2 separate regions of the Homo sapiens genome follow, and region 2 is linked to region 1. Evidence: chromatin loops called from intact Hi-C (ENCODE). Cell type or tissue: breast epithelium. All regions are shown on one strand. Links, peaks and the distances in the headings refer to the core of each region. The heading gives the core; the rest is flanking DNA. Region 1 overlaps RPS6KA2 (ribosomal protein S6 kinase A2). Region 2 overlaps RPS6KA2 (ribosomal protein S6 kinase A2).

What was found. A loop is a pair of places that touch in the nucleus more often than their neighbours do. Peaks named below come from ENCODE experiments on the same cell type or tissue, not always from the same donor. Only the 100,000 strongest peaks of a DNase experiment are listed, where the experiment ranks them.
Region 2: a loop joins it to region 1, with 21 times the contacts of the local background. A loop is called at or near these places in 6 of 110 quality-filtered maps.

Annotation. Positions count from the first base shown.
Region 1 is chr6:166,442,993-166,451,323 of GRCh38, forward strand. RPS6KA2 (ribosomal protein S6 kinase A2) reads right to left here. Exons shown (of 21, transcript NM_021135.6): 13 at 8,111-8,241; 14 at 5,732-5,857. Among named protein-coding and RNA genes, the nearest start is that of RPS6KA2-IT1, 18 kb to the right of the region's middle. RefSeq lists an enhancer at 6,562-7,228. In breast epithelium, for the core only: no CTCF peak of the experiment used is centred there; no DNase peak of the experiment used is centred there.
Region 2 is chr6:166,615,861-166,624,168 of GRCh38, forward strand. The region is part of intron 1 of RPS6KA2 (ribosomal protein S6 kinase A2); the gene reads right to left. Among named protein-coding and RNA genes, the nearest start is that of RPS6KA2, 7.2 kb to the right of the region's middle. RefSeq lists enhancers at 2,660-3,426, 5,087-5,587. In breast epithelium, for the core only: no CTCF peak of the experiment used is centred there; a DNase peak (open chromatin) is centred at 4,211; H3K4me3 peaks cover 452 bases; H3K27ac peaks cover 5,191 bases.

The sequences.
Region 1 (8,331 bases), core at 20-8,019:
CCACTGTTGACTTAAAGCTTTACCAGTAACATAAACGGTCCATTAACACATATTTTGTATTTGTATAATTATATACTGTATTAAGAATAATTATACAATTATATACTGTATTAAGAATACAGTATATAATTCTGTAATAATACGATCTAGAGGAAAGAAAATGTTACTAAGCAAATCATAAGGAAGAGAAAATACATTTAGTGTATGGGACTGTATTTATGGATATAGTGAGTTTATGCCATCTGTTCACAAGATGGATCGTCTGTCTGAAAAGGGGGGCACTCACAGCTGCAGACCTCAACCTGGGGTACGTATCATGCAATTCAACTTTTGTTTTTTTTGGTCATGTGATGACTTTTCTCTGCCTCTTGGGAGCACTCACAGCGTCCCTAGTGGCACGGGACTTCTTAGTGGTTCTATGGTGTTATTCAAGGTTTATGGAACTGCACTAAACACGGTGAAAAATATGTGAGAACCACAAGATACCATTTTTTACTGCTATTCCCAATTCCCTGGAGAGACAGACTCCTCACATGGAGACGAGGAGTGTCACAGGACGTTTAAAGCGGATCCTTCCAACACCTGAGCTTACTACAGCAGCAATGGAAGGCTGCTGTGAAATTCTTACGGTAGTGCCATATTCGCCACAGTTAATTTGCTGCAGCTATGATTTAATGCTGAATCTATGTTTGTTTACATTTATCTCAACTGCAAATGGCGCCACGTATGGTCTATGCTTGAGCACATAAATTTTGATACATTTTAAGTTTGTATAATAAATCTGTGTATATTTTATAGTAGAAAATGATAAAATAGACTAGCATCTATGTATATTTTATGCATCCTGACATACCATTTTCTTAACTTTTTAAATATTTCTAGGCTATGTGGTTTGTCTGTGAGTTTCTTCAAATTGTAACAAATCTCTAAAAAATTTTCCAGTATATTTACTGAAAAAAATCTGCATACGTGGATCCTCACAATTCAACCCCGTGTTGTTCAAGGGCCAACTGTATATATTTACATATTCCCCCACCAATATAATGCCAGGAATCCTTCCATTTATACAAATCAGCACTATCTAGAATATGTACCTAATTATGTTAAGCAACAAAGTCCTAAGAATAAAATAAAAACAAATAATTCCCTCTCTCAATTCTTATAAAGTGAATACAGCATCTTTGATGGAATAGGAATATTATTTTTTCTTTCAAATACACCTCTCCCCTTCCTTTTAATCCTCCTGGATCACGATTACCTCCAACACTTAATAGTCACTTCTATTTTAATCTTATTTTAAATGAAGGGTGCCCTAATGTGCGGACAGCAATGCAGCCATCCGTCATGCTATTTTGAAGCCCTATACAACTTCATCGCCCACCACTAGTCTCCCTGGGTTGGTTATAAAAACAAAGGCGGACTTTAGTTTTCCATTAGATTACTTAGCTGTTTTGTCCCAATAAAATGGCTTGTAGTTATTAGAAAGTAGGGCACATCTGTTCACCTACAATGTGTCTGATAAAAGGAAGAGGAAGCGCTGAGGGAACATAATAGCTTTTCTCATTCAACCATCAGAGCACTGGCTGGGGGCACCGGCAGAATGCGCTGCATCAAGTCCAGCCTGAAACAGTGCCGTGCGCGTGAGAAGGAAGAGGGTCGGTGTCTTCCCGCCCGAGGCCGGACTGCCCCAGTGAAGGATCTTGGACGTTCTAGTGTTGTTTGCCGAAGTCGAGAGGGAGGGACAAGCCTGGGAATCCAGGTTGTCATTCAGCCCACGTGAATTGAGCCCCTGCTCTAAGCTGGGCACTGTGTTGGAGACTGCGATAGCTAGAATTGGTCTTAATTTTAGTCCTAATTTTAGGACCGATTCTAGCTGTCACTTCCCACAACCTTTGGCAGAGTACCCAGCATATAGCAGGGACTCAAGTTAAAAATGCAGCTGAAAATAAATGCAAAGTGAACAATCTTGTCGTTTGATTTACTCAGGTAAACTGGTTTCAGTAGAACCTTAAATGTAGTTTACGTTATTCAGGGTAATTATGGTGGCAAAATTAGAAACCTGCAAAAATGCAGAAATAACTTAAAGCAAAATATAATGATATTCTAAGAATGTGAGAAGTACTATGATTCCATACTCACTATGAACCTCCATACCTGACCGTCATAGAGGTGAAGAGCTGGCCCCACTCTCCTCTTAGAAGGACCTGCACTTTAAGTCACGGCCCAGTCACAGTGGGGTGGGGGTGGGGGGCTGCCCGCAGCACGTGGGGAACACTGAGCTGTTGGTCGGTCATCATCCTGTTGCTAAAGGACTCACCAGAAACTCAATGAAGAAGAAAAACTCCATCCCCATCTCCAAAATATCAACCTCCTGGCCTTTATCTACATGAGACCTGCTCTCACCCACAAGGATGCTGAGGCTGGGCTTCTCAACCTTTCGTTGGGGCAGCAGGTTGTGGGGGCTGTCCTGTGCACACAGGATGCTAACCAGCTTCCCTGACCCGTATTCACCAATGCCAGGAGCCCCTGTCCCAGCTGGAAAAACCAGAAAGTCTCCAGACATTGCCAGTGTCCCCTGGGGGCCACAGTTACCCCAAATGAATATGACTGCCCTGGGCAGAATCCATCGATTCTGGTCACTCTCCTCATTGCTTACTAAAGATTGCTGCATTTCTCTTTCTGTCATTACTCGGTGGGGACATTTCTGGGTCATCCCTGCCATTGAATGGGAGGATGCCCTGTCTGGCTGTGACGGGACTGCTTCTGAAGCAGACCCCGTTTGTATCCATGAGCCAGGGGTAGGTGGGATCGTATACGGCTCAAGCGGCAACTGGGAGTGGTAAAGCCGGATTCTAGTGACAATCTCGGCTGGACATCTGCTGAGCTGAGATCCAACTCACACATCAGATAATCAGCTGCCACATGCTTAGTTCTGGGTCATGTTAGAAGTCACCGAACTTTGCTGTTTCTTAGTCCATCAATAGGTGGGGATGCTGCTTCTCATGAACAAGTCAGCAGATACAGACAAAGGCCAAAAGTATTTCAACTACATTCCACCTGGAAATGCTGAAAACAAAACCGCACAGTGCTCTGCACTGGGTCAAAGCAGTTTTGGTAACAAGTGGACCCATTCTAAATAACAAGCTCGTTGCACAGAAATGCCAATTCGTCCATCTTGGAAGGAAATCCAAACAACCGTGTCTACCTGCAGATAATTGAACTTGTTGTCACCGCTCCCTTGACCGGCTGAAACGTGCTTCTGAAGTGGCTCTGGTCACAGGAGCCTTCTGGACCACGAGCCACATCTCTCTAAAAAGTCCCGGGCCGTTCATGGGGCTGCACCTTCCCGTGCTCGGTTAATTTATGCATCTTCCAGACTACACATTATTACCCACTGTAGTCTCAGAAGGGACAAGGGAAATCCCTGCCATGTCTGCTGGCCAACTTTGTCCAGGGAACTTCAGGGTTTGTGAAAGAGAAACAGGAAGACCGGGCTCTTTCTTCTACCATCGGCCAGAGCCACAGTGCCTGGCTTCTCTCCCCGAGAGCTGTTGCTGAAATTCCACAGAGTTTGACCTCAACAAGATCTTTGAGGACTGACGGACTGAGTTTAAGCTGTGTAACAAAGCTGAATTCAGACAGTGTCCATATAAGAGCTGGATATGGGAATATTAGGAGAAAACACACCATCGCCTCGTCACTGGGGGATTTACTTGCAGAGGCACAAAATGGGGGCTGATCCGCAGGCTGTTTCTGGAAGGGCACCGCGGCTGCTGGGCTGACCAAACCGTAGGCTTGTTTCTTTGAGCTCACTGGGAAGCAGTGATTGTTTCTGGGATTGCTGTCTGTCACCTGGTAAATAATCTAAAGAAATCCTGTGAGCAATGACTCAGGCAGAAAAAAATTCCAAGGAGCCTATGTAGGCTTACGAAGCACATGTGAAATACGTTTCAAAGTACAAGTGAAATTCTCTTGTCTAAGGCAGAATACAGGTCTGCTCTTCACCACTGGAACATCTGGACACAGGAACGGCACCTGGGTATGCAGATGGTAGGCGCCCATCTAAGTGCTCCTTTAAAAAACTCTCCCAATGGGATGGAGGAGCAGGACAAACCAATCTCAACAATCCAAATCCTAGAAACGCATGAAGCCTACGCGCCCCAGGCTGCAGAGGCAACCACTTCATAACAAAACTTGGTTTTCTCCTGCCCTTCACACCACGGGTGGACATTCTACCATGACAGTAACCCTCGCTGCAGTCTCCACCCAATTACAGTTCCAGGAACTGTAAATCATGATCTATTTCCTTCCATTCACCCTTCCTGGATGTGTTCAAGACTCTGGGCAGACTAAACACAGAGATGGTATCAGAGCAAATCACAAATTGATTATTTCTCCATATTTAAACTTTCTTTTTTTGTTTGAGAAATTCAAGATAAATTTGTCAATAATCCATAAATTCTTGACCCAAACAAAATCAAGGGACCTGAGATTTTTTTTCGGCTGGCGTCTTCTATGACAGCAAAGCGTTTTCCCAGTGCAAGAAACACGGTAGACGTTCCCAGTGAATATGCTTGAGGATCCCAGGCCATGCTTGAGGATCTACCCTTTTGAAATACCTGTTTTCACAAAATGTCAGTGGAGCTCTGGGCAAATGAGGATGGAACTGGGTCATCTCAACATTGTCATTATTTTGAACAATCTCTTCAGAGTGTAGGAGAATCACAGTTGATGAAAATTACTCTTTTTACACGACTTGCTGGCTGGGCAGATGTTCTTTGAAGGGCAAGCGTAGCACCGTGTGCTACAGACGTGTCTGGGAATAAGCCGGGAGGGTCCTGGTCATGATGGCAACACAGGCTGGGACCTCGCTCTGCGACAGCCTGGGGTTTGGCTCCACTGGAAAGGGGCAGAGTTTCAAGTGTCTCTTGCTGTCTTTTGGAGAGGATGTACAATGTATCTTTTTTTAACATAAATTTCATTCTGATTTTAGCAGGAAGCTTTACCTTTAATCCACATTTTACTAACCAAAAATCTCTAGAAACTGGTATTCTGGATTCCCAGATCAAATATTTAAGCAGCAACAATTACGAAAGCTAAAGTTACTATGTAGAGATTGCCAAATTGGGTTACAAAGAATTGTTTCTCTATACTGTTCTTGACGGTTGGGAGTAAAACCATTAGCTCTCTGCCAAAGTTTGTTGTAAGTAATACAAGCTTATTTATTTCTTTGAGTATTTTCTTCCTCCCTTTTTTCTTTCCTTCCTTTCCTTGCCAAATTCTATACCTGTCCCCCAACTCTGTTTTCTCAAAATACTGGGGGCCCAAAACTTTTGCTCTTGGTGTATGTCATACACCAAGCTACGAAAGGTGCTCAGTCCCTGCGTGGTACATATGACTGAAAATATTCATGATTTGCAAAACTACCTTTTAATGGGTGACCTCATATCAAAGCAAACTGAACTCCATCATATCAGAGCTTGGAAAATGGCAAATGGAGAGAATGTTCACTCAGGCTCAGGTGTCCCTGCTGGAGTCACTGCACAGCTGAGCACGTGAGCACATATGCTGTGCTCCTATGCTCCGTGCTCCCATGTGCTGTACATGCTCCCACACGCTGCACTCACACAGGGCCCTGCTATGCTCCTATGCTCCGTGCTCCCACATACCACACGTGCTCCCACGCGCTGCACTCACACAGGGCCCTGCTCACTCAGCAGGCCTGCCTTACCTTCACGGCATACTCGGTGTCTGTGGCTTTATGCACACATCGCTTGCACACTGAGTAGGAGCCCACCCCGATGTCCTCCTTGATCTCGTAGCCATCGGTGAAGTGGATGTTGTTCCCGTGTAACTGCTGCAGAGGGACCAAGAGAAGAAGAGTTGTCGGAACCCTCACACGAGGGGACGGTGCAGCTACACGCACACAGAATGTGGGGCGAAGAGAGGCACCGACTGTGAACTGAGTGTGTGGAGGCCTGGGAGCTCATGGGTCCCCCTGCCCAAGGCTGCAGAGCTACTTAGTGATGTTCTTGACCTAAATGCCAGCTTCTCTGATTCCTTGGGCTATGACTCTTAACTTTGAGACACCAGGCCGTTCTGTGTCCACTGGCTGGTATGTTTCTCGCAAAGATCTGAGAGCAGGAGAATGTGAAAGTGAAAAGGAAGTGCTGGCAGCTGCTGGGTGCGTGGCTCCAATGCCTGTGTGCAGAGCAAGACTCTGGATGGAAACATCTCATCGGAAATCTGACTCCATGGTGTCCAAGTCACAGCCTGCTCTGACCTGCATGCAGCAGCCCCACCCACCCGCTCTTAACTAAGACAGAAAGCCACCATGGCAGCCTGCACTGTCATGACAACGTCTACTTTACACACCTGTATTTCTCCAAAGGCCAGGGAAGGAAATAGGATGGAAATCCAATGCCATTCAACTTACCCGGATTTCATTCTTAAATAAGTTTAATCATAATTAGAATTAAGTTTAACCCCTTAGAATTCTCTGTATTCTGGTTACATTTATTAGGTGGGAAACTCATTATGAAAATACCACCTTCCAAAGACCTCCCAAAGATTCCATTTCATCATGGGAAAATGATGCCCACAAATTAAACTGCTACCCTAGGGTCCTGGCTGGGCTCCACACAGTGAAGATGCTCCAGTCTCTGGCCATAGACACCATGGTGACATTCTTCCCAGGGCTTTACCTTCCCTCTTTAAGACGAATGCCAAGTAGGGTAGGAGCAAGGGCTCAGAACACCATGGAATACCACCACGGAGACCATTACAGGGACCACCATGGGAGCCACCACGGGGACCACCATGGGAACCACCACAGGGACCACCACGGGACAACCACGAGGACCACCATGGGAACCACCACGCGGACCACCATGGGACAACCACGAGGACCACCATGGGAACCACCATGACAGACTACCACAGGGACCACCACAGGAACCACTACAGGGACCACCATGGAGACCACCACAGGGACCGCCATGGGAACCACCATGGATGTCACCTAAGGGACCACCACAGGAGCCACCATGGGAACCACCACAGGGACCACCGTAGGAGACCATCATGGGTACCACCGGGGAACCACCATGGGGACCAACATGGAGACCAACACAGGGACCACCATGGGAACCACCACAGGGACCACCAGGGAGACCACCATGGGGACCACCACAACAGGGATCACCATGGGAGGCTACCCTAGGGACCACCACAGGAACCACCACGGGAACCACCACAGGGACCACCATAGGAGACCATCACGGGTACCACCAGGGAACCACCACGGGGACCACCATAGGGACCACCAGGGGGACCACCACAGGGACCACCATGGGAGGCCACCCTAGGCACCAGCATGGGGACCACGACAGGGACCACCACAGGAGATCACCACAGGGACCACCACAGGGACCACCATGGGGACCACCACAGGAACCACCATGAGGACCACCATGGCTACCACCCCAGGGACCACCCTGGGAGACCACCATGGGGACCACCAGAGGGACCACCCCAGGGAACACCATGGGGACCACCACAGGGGACCACCCAAGGGACCACCATGAGGACCAACACAGGAGGCCACCATGGGGAATATCCATGGGAGACCACCACAGGGACCACCCCAGGGACCACCCTGGGAGACCACCATGGGGACCACCACAGGGACCACCACAGGGACCACCACAAGGGACCACCCCAGGGAACACCATGGGGACCACCACAGGACACCACCATGGGGACCACCACAGGGACCACCACAGGAGGCCACCATGGGAGTATCCATGGGGACCGTCACAGGGACCACCACTGGAGACCACCATGGGGGCCCACAATGTGAGACCATCACAGGAACCACATGAAGGAGCACCACGTGAGATCATCATGGGGACCGCCATGGGGGATAACCACGAGGGACCACCATGGCAGACACTCAGAACAATGGGAAGTGTGAGGGAAGAATTGGTGATTAAAGTCCACCCATCCTAAGCACCCAACCCCCGGGTGACTGAGGCCACAGGGAACACCAGAGTCACCCATCATCCAAGTGCCCTCTTACCCCCAACCCACTGCAGGCAAACACAGTTACCTGCACGATTGGGTGAACTGGGACTTTGTGCAGATCTTGCTGTGAGGGCTCCTGGATCAGGCTTGAGGCCACAAAGCTGAATCCTCTAAACAGGTGATGAGCGTTTGCACTCGGGGGGACGCCAGGAGAGTCTGTAGGTGACAGGGGCAGAGTTCAGATGCCACGAAAGCTGGGTGACCCTGGGGTGAAGTGATAGTGTGTGTGTGCATGTGGTATGTGTG
Region 2 (8,308 bases), core at 309-8,308, 170 kb after region 1:
CGCCCACTCTTTGCCCTTTGTGAACAAGGGGATGGATCTGCTGCATTTGGGAGACATCTCCCTGCATACACAGGCCTCACTGCAGTCATTCTCATTCAATGGAATTCAGCCTAAATGACGACGCTTTTTAGACACCCAATCCCTGTAACAGCAGTCCCTGCGCTAGGCCTCTACCGTGTCTCTTGCCGTACCCTGCCACCCACTGTGTGTGGGTGCAGGGACGCAGCCTCAGTGGGGAGAAGGTGCCAGTCAGACCACACCCCGGCTGACCTGCCATGCCACCTGAGAGCCCCCCAGCACTCTGGAGTTTCATTTATTACGGGTCAGACCCTGTAAGGCAGATGTTATACTAATTTTACAGAGAAGAAAATTGAGCCTCAAGAAGTTCCCATTGGTGACCTTGCCAAAGTCATATGAGTGCCACATAGCAGAGCCAGAATTCACAACATGGGGGCTACCTCCAAAGCCCCAACCCCGACGCATGGATCACAGGCAACAGCTCCCCTCACCAGCTGCAGGAGAAATCACCACCACCACTAACGGGACCCGCCCTGCTCACCAGCAGCAGCTCTCATGCCTGCCTGAGGCCATGTCAACCGAGTCGCTCCTGTCCAGCAACACGTGTTCACATACATGACGGTACAGTTGCGGACAGCTCCGGTAGGTGCATGGCGCACCTTCTACAGCCTAGGGACAGCCAGGCTCAAGAGAGGGAGATGAACATGCAGAACCCCCGACCCTGACTCCGGAAAATGGCTCCAAAGGCTCTCAGCTGCAGGTCCATCCTTCCCATCCATCCTCCCTCTGCCAGGCCAGAGCCCAGGCCCACAGCTCTGAGCTGCATGTGGGTGTCAGGCCAGCTGGGGAGCAGGGCCTGATGGCCACATGTGGGTGTGGCAGGATTTTTGCCCTAGAGACCTGGGCTCACACAGGGGCAGTGAGCCCACTGTGGTGCCCATGGGGGGCTGCCCAGCAGGAGCCACAGTGCTGACCTAGCCCAGAGCCACCAAGGCCCCTGACAACAGGTGCCTGACTCTCCTAATCTAAGGTGCGCCAAGGCCCCTAACACCCAAGAGGAAGAGGAACAAATGAATGTGGGAGAAAGAACTGAGCCCAGAAGGTTCATGGGTCCAGGTACAGGAGAGCCCTTGACAGAAGCCCGGCTCTGCCTGACAGAAGGTGCCGGGCGCCCGCTCCATCGTGGGCCGAAGGCAGTCACAGGCTGGAATGTGCAGAGGGAAGTCATTCATCACAGAAACTCAGCGTCAGGAGTCAAAGACTTTAAATCTCACTATAAATCTCTATCAGCAATGTCACGAAGGCCATCTTCCTAGAATAAAACCTATTCTAGAAGCAACAGCTTTTAAAACAAACATCCTTATTGACTTTTCCTGTTTTTCTATTTCTTAAAAATTACCAGCATTAATACATGTGGAAATCTGTGCATTTTAAAAAATGTTGATAGTTTCTCAATCTTTTAAGATATTTTGTTGCTTTTAAAAATTTTTAAGTAATCAAAGTTGTTCGGGGATTTTTTCCCAAAAATGTTATTGTAAGATAACACTAGATCAGCTATATTGTGAGCCTAGATTAGACATTTTTTCTACAGAAAATTTTTCAAGGCCAAACAGTAGTTAGTAAGAAACCCAATGCCAGCACCACCTCATGCTGTTATGTGGTTCTCTCGTGGCTTCTGAGTAATTTGACTTACGCGACGGTTTTAATGACCTCCTCCTCCATTGGCGTCAGGTAAGCACCACTTTTTGTCTGCATTTTAACCCTCTACACCCAAGTCCTACTGATAATTTAGGCACGTAGTGAATAGTCAGTCCATGGCTAATTCCTAAGATAAAATGTCCTAAATGACCTCCAAGGACTTTGTACATATTAACCTAGAAGCTGCGAATTACATGGAGAATGGCCACGCATGGCTCGGGGGCAACGGTCCCGCAACAGCCACAGCTGTCTGTGGCTGCCGAGCAAACGCCAAGTCCAGCCTGCGGCACCTTCCTTCTGCACAAGCTTCACCAGCATTTTTAGCGGCACAGACCACAAATCAGCCCGAGGTTTTCTGTAAATTCACACACAGCAAAGAAGTATTATGGGGTCCAGGCTGATGACACCATTGGGGAGAACCCGTGTGCTCTGTCCCGGATGGCTGAGAGAACGTGAAGCTCTGCAGACTCGGAGCCTGGCCATGCAAGGGGACCTGTGATTCAGGACACTTCTTAAAACTCCAGAATATACCACTGTGGGTGACCAAGCCTTGAAACTCCAGAATGTTCCCACCATGGGTGGCCAAGCCACATCACAGGGAAGAAACCTTCAATGTGCTTTCTGTGCAGCACACTCCTCTCTTCTGTGATCTGAACACGAACCACCACCTCTAGGCTAGGACTCAGATGCAGTGAGCTCCACTATACCCACAGTCACATACGGACAGTAACTTCTCTTCCCGAATCCTGTCTGGATCCAAGTGTCCCTGGGCCAGAGTCTCCCTAAGAGACAGCCCTGAGTCCAAGCCCCTGAGAAGCTCAGGGCCATGCAAAGCAGGAGGCCTGGGTGTGGAAGGGGTATGGGTAGGGCCTGAGAATGGACTGAGGGGCAGACAGTTCAGGGAAGGGAAGATCACTGGGGTAGAGAGGTGACCTGGAGGGAGGTCAGCGTGGGCAGGGGTGAGACCAAGGAAAAGATTGACCATCACTAGAAGATCAGGCTCACAGGCAGTGAGAGGCCTTGGCTGAGTGGGAGGTGGAGATAGTAAAATGAAAACACGGGCACTACTCTATAACTCCCATGGCAATTCGGGCAAATGCCCATCACCTCCGTTACATCCAAGCTTCGGGAGGGTAGGACGAGCGTCTCAGACGTACATCTCTTCTCCTGCCTCACGCACACAGAGTGATTGTGGCCAGCTCATTTTAGCAGGTCACACTCCCTTCCCTCCATCAGTTGTTGTTCTGCTGTCATGAGCCTTGACACCGCAGTACGACGCGCTCAGGAAGACATCAGGACAGAGGTCTAGACGCTTACAACCCTGAGAGACACACTGGACGCTGCGCGCAAGAGCCCTGTGCATATGGACTCCGATTGACGCCATCAGATTCGCCCACAAGCCCTGTGCGTATGGGCTCCAATCGATGCCATCAGATTCGCGCACCAGCCCTGTGCATATGGGCTCCCATCGATGCCATCAGATTCGCGCACGAGCCCTGTGCGTATGGGCTCCCATCGATGCCATCAGCAAAGTTTTTTCACTTCTTTGTTGGGTTGTACTCTACAAGGACTTGACTGAGTCACACATCATGATCCATGCGTTTTCTTTGTTAAGATCTAGAAATAAGAGACAGACCCAACCTCATGCTGTGTCTCGGGTTCTCTGGAATGAAGGCAGTCAGCTATAGTCACCACTTTGATTCCCGCAGCCCGTCTGTTCAGTCCCTGAAGTGATGAGAAACCAAGAAGAATTCAAGAAGTCAAAGGTGTTCTAAAAATAAATGCTCTTTTGAAAGTTGTTTTGTTTGTCTGTGTTTCTTTCCTTCGCTATGTTCAAAGTCAACCAATCAACAGAGTTGCTTTAACAAGTTACAGGCAAGAGGGCTTCTCGTAGCACCTTTGCAAGCATAGTGTAGAACGCAGCAGTCTCTCCAGGGCTTGACCCTGTGACAGAGAGCCCAGGGCCCCAGGTGCCTGCAGGAGCTGACGGCCATGTGGCCTGAAGTCTTAAGGCTCGTGGAGGGCCTGCAGAGCCCCCTGGGCTTCCTGCCTCCTCCCAGCCTTGCCCGGCTCCCAGCTTTTCTCACACAGAGTCCTCTCAAAGCCATCTTCTCTGCTCCTCTTGTGTTTTACCCACAGTTCAGAACAAGAGGCTTCCTTGGTTTTTCACCCTCAGAAAGATTGTCCACATGATATTATGGATGTAAAACTATTTGGAAGCTAATATGATATCTGACCTTAGTTCTAGAGAACTAGTTGCAATTATCCTGGGCTGAGAGCATTAAAATTGGGACCTGTGCGAGCTTCTTAAGTAGTCGCTAGGGCATTTCTACCATAACCATTCCAAAACAAAGTCATTCAAAGTAAAATCCCCCCACTCCTCCTGTTATAAATTTGGCCTCACAGTTTAATGAGTAAAAGCTGCAAGCCCACAGGCCCTTGGCAGGATGTGTGGCCAAGATGTCTTGGTGCAAAGAATGTTACCGTGCACTTCGAGTGCAGAGACTGCTCTCCACAGCAGGCCCCAGGCTTGCATTCTGGCTAATGTCCATCTGAAAATTCAGATTGTGAAACTACAGCATACGAATCATTCCACAGGTATGAGGCCTGTTTTTCTTATTTGTCAATCTCATTCAAGCCTTTCTTTTCTTTGGCAACAGGAGGAAATACACTGGCCAATACCTAAGTACTAATCTTTGATTCATTTTTTAAAAATCTTGCTAATTTCATACAGAAGACAGAATAACTGAAAGAAGAAACAATTCTTTTCTCTAAAAGGCTAGATAATTTCTACCAGTGCCTTCTCCTTTCTCCCAACAGTCCCCACTCAGCCATTCCTTGTGGGCTGATGCCAGAAACAGCGTGGAAAACAAGTCTGTTTTCCAAGAGGGGCTATTACCACGAATTATGTTTAAAATGACAGCATCAAAGATTAAACCATCATTGTATATAAACTTAACATAGCTATAACCTAGGAAAAGCTAGTTTCATGGTGATAATACTAATTAGAAACAGATGTGTATTCAAAGGGGCAAGGAAAGAGGCTGGCAGGAGAGAAAAAACATTTTTCCCCCATAATGTAGTGCAAGAACCTTTACAGATATGGTCTCACCAAAGTCAGCTTTGTGCAACACCACGGATGCCAAGTGCAAGCTGTCCTGACAAGGCACATTTCACTGATGAAGCATTTAATAAATTGCAGATAACCCTTATTACAGGGTTACCCCTATTTTGTAGCTGGGGAGACAGGTGCTCAGAAGGATTCAGTGGTTTGGCAAGGGAGACAGCAAGAACACTAGGGCAGTGTGAGGTGGCTGGGAGAAGGGGCAGCCGGCAAGGTCAGGCACTTCCCACGGCAGGAGACTGGCACCGAGCAGGGGCAGGAGGGAAACAGGGACACCACCTGCTCCATGCCTGCAGAATCCTACCTCCACGGGGCAAGGCAAGGGCAAACCACCCAGCCTGGGGAGCTTTGCACACCAAGGCTCATAGAGGAAGACTGGCTAGGGAGCATTCGCCGAATGGAATCAGGTAGGGCTCTCATATCAGTAGCATTCTTGGGAACACCCTCTGACTGATCTCCAGGAACGCATGCAAATGACTGCATAACATATGCAAATGACTGCATAACAACAGGTACACATCTTGGCTGGTCGGAAACACTGCTTCTGGCCTGCTTGGTAATAAATCCTAGGTGTATGGTTACGCACATTTGTCCTCCACGCCCTGATATGCAGGTGCCTCCGGCTTCCTTGTAGCTGCACCATTATTTTCCCCTAGCTAAGCAGTTAGCAGGCAAGGCTTCTCACGCAGCTGCAAGTCAGATGTGATTAACAGTATTTCATATGGAATATATTTGTGTCTGATCCATTTGCTTGATTAAATCACACTGTAGCTTAACAGCCTATTTGTTGATAATTTTTACTTATTTGAATTCAATGTAATAGCTTTTACTAGTGAAAATATATCAGCAAACATAAAACGCTGAGAAAATGCAACACAACCTAATTCAGTGTAATCAGAAATAAAAGCAGAGCATTCTAGAGAATGCTGCTAGTCTTAGACCAGCTCTGCTTATTTAATAAGCACAGATCCTTGGAGCAAAAAAGGTAGAGTATTTCTGGCTAAGTTACTGGTTACCAACTCCACGTCATACAAAGTAAACTCATCCTGGTCCCCCATATCAAAGGAGCACTCTCCTGGCAGCTCCCTGAAGGTCCCCAAGGCCGCACACATCTCTGGTTGACCCGAACGTTGCCTTCATCCTGAAGCTACAGCCCTAAAGCCTCTTTCCTCCCCTTCCCCTTCACAGCCAGCAGCCCTGGAAGCTGCCTCAGAGAGTTCATACTTCTCCCACCCACTATTAAATTGCCACTTCTGAGAAACTATTTGCCCCACATGTGAGAAACAGAATGAAATTCCAGGTAAATGGTAAGTCAGAGGATGTGAACATAGTTCCTTTTTTATTTAATGGGCTTCCACTTCATTCTTCTACTTCTGAATGCATGAAAAATAGTCTGAACAGTCTTTGCTGTGCTGGGTGTGGCCAAAGACAGTCAGCACGTGGGTTTACGGAAAAGGACGGGCAAAGCAAAAGGGGCAAAATCTCACTACGTTTAGTTGTCTTTTCACATCGTTTAAAAAAACAACAACACTATTTCGGGGATTTTTCCTGAACGTAAAGAGAGAAAGTATGTAATGAAATTCCAAGCATAAGGCATATCACAGAAATTGTGACCACAAATAAGGAATTAAGCTTAATGTCTTTAAAATGAGTATATAAAGGAGCAAAAAGAAGAACAAATTCCAATTCAGTATTCACTAATATGGACTATTTATTGTGGTTTTTTTTTGGCTGTCAGAAAATCCAATAAAATTAAGATAAACATAATTTCTTTGGGAGCATTTATTGAGAGTACCTGAAAATTATCTTAATTAGAAATGGTTTTCTTGGAAACCACCCAAGATCTAGAAGAAGAGCTCACCTATCATGCCCCAAGAATAAGCCTTAGTGGTAAACTTTCCAGGAAGCTTTCTTTTTATCCATGACTGGAGCCAATATTGTTCCTGATGCTTGCTAAGAGTCCCTTCACACTTCCTTTATTAGGATACCATGTTTTCCTTAAAAGGGATGAGCAATTAAAATGTCTTTATATGTACAGATAGATGAATTCTGATGATCTGTGACCACCAGAAATAGAAATAAATTGACAATTGATCTAATCAGACCATTTAAATCCAAAGCTGCCAATAATTTCACAGCACTTATACCCTGATAGCAAGCTTCTTTTGACTTGTTTGCCTCTATTGTTAGACATTAAGCTCACTGAGGGCAGGGATCCTATTTTTATGTCCCAGTTGCTTAGCACAATGCACACAGTATGTGCTAAAATCTTTTGAGTGTATGAACAATTGAGCAAATAGATAAATAAAACGAAATTCTCCTTCCACTCAGCAGTTCATCACTAGCAATATCCCAGGTAGAGTCTCGCATTTTGTCTTCCTCATTCACTCCCTACTGTCTTTCAGGAGAAATGCCAGTTACAGCTGAAATAGCTCAAATAATAGGTCACCAAAGAGAACCCTCTGGCTTTGGTAACTCCAAACTAATAACTGCTTCCTAAATGAAATGACTTTGCATATTGACACCTTTAGCAAGTTGGTGGAAGTCTTGAGTTAATAATCTCACTTTTAATTAGTTTAAATGTACATTCCCTGTTGGAAGAAATACAAACTAAGCTTTGGAGGTTCCACATCCCATCTTCTGAGGCTCTACTGGCGTGTGGAAAGGTTGAGTGGGGAGAAGATTCCTTTCAGCTCAGTGGACCTATGGTTCTGCTAAGTTAGGACGGTGAGGGTGGTGCATTTCCTTGCTCTCAAAGCCACCTTAGCTCATTAGGCAACTGGCATGGGTAACGTATTTTGTAGATAAGTGCAGTGACTCATAGGCCAGACACTCAGAGGGTATCCTATCCCAGCCAGGTGACGGTAACTCCAGCTTAGCAAATGGGCCAGTGTCCCCTTTCCTCATCTATGAAGTGGACTGTTGAATGAGATGCAGGTTACTCTGCCCAGCAATGTGTCGTGGTTCTTAGGCAATACTGTCAATGCCCTGAAAGCAGAGCTCTCTTGGGGATGAGGGTCTTGCGGTCACTGAGACCTGACACCTTTCTGGGGCACACCCATGGAAGTCTATGGAAGATACCCAGTTTTCCTCTAGAAACCCCCAAAATTATAGTTGCCAGAGTCAACAACTTGGCCATCTCACTTGGTTCTATGCTGATAGAGGACAAAAATATTCAGTGAATTTCATTTTAATCTGTAATTAATAAACTGTTTCCAAATATGATTAAGTAACCTGACTTCTCTGTCACTTAGGGTTTAGCAAATGTTGGGTTATGGACGTAAAATTTATTTTAAAATCAAGTATGTTCAGAGAAGTTTTGCCAAGCATAAATGTAAAAGAGAGGAAAAAAAAGAAGGAACTTTAGAAATTTCTCATTATTTAAAAAAATAAAAAATGAAAATAAATAAAATCAAGTATGAAAACATTAGGACTGAGTCTCTCTCTGAAAGCCTTTTAAATGAAGAT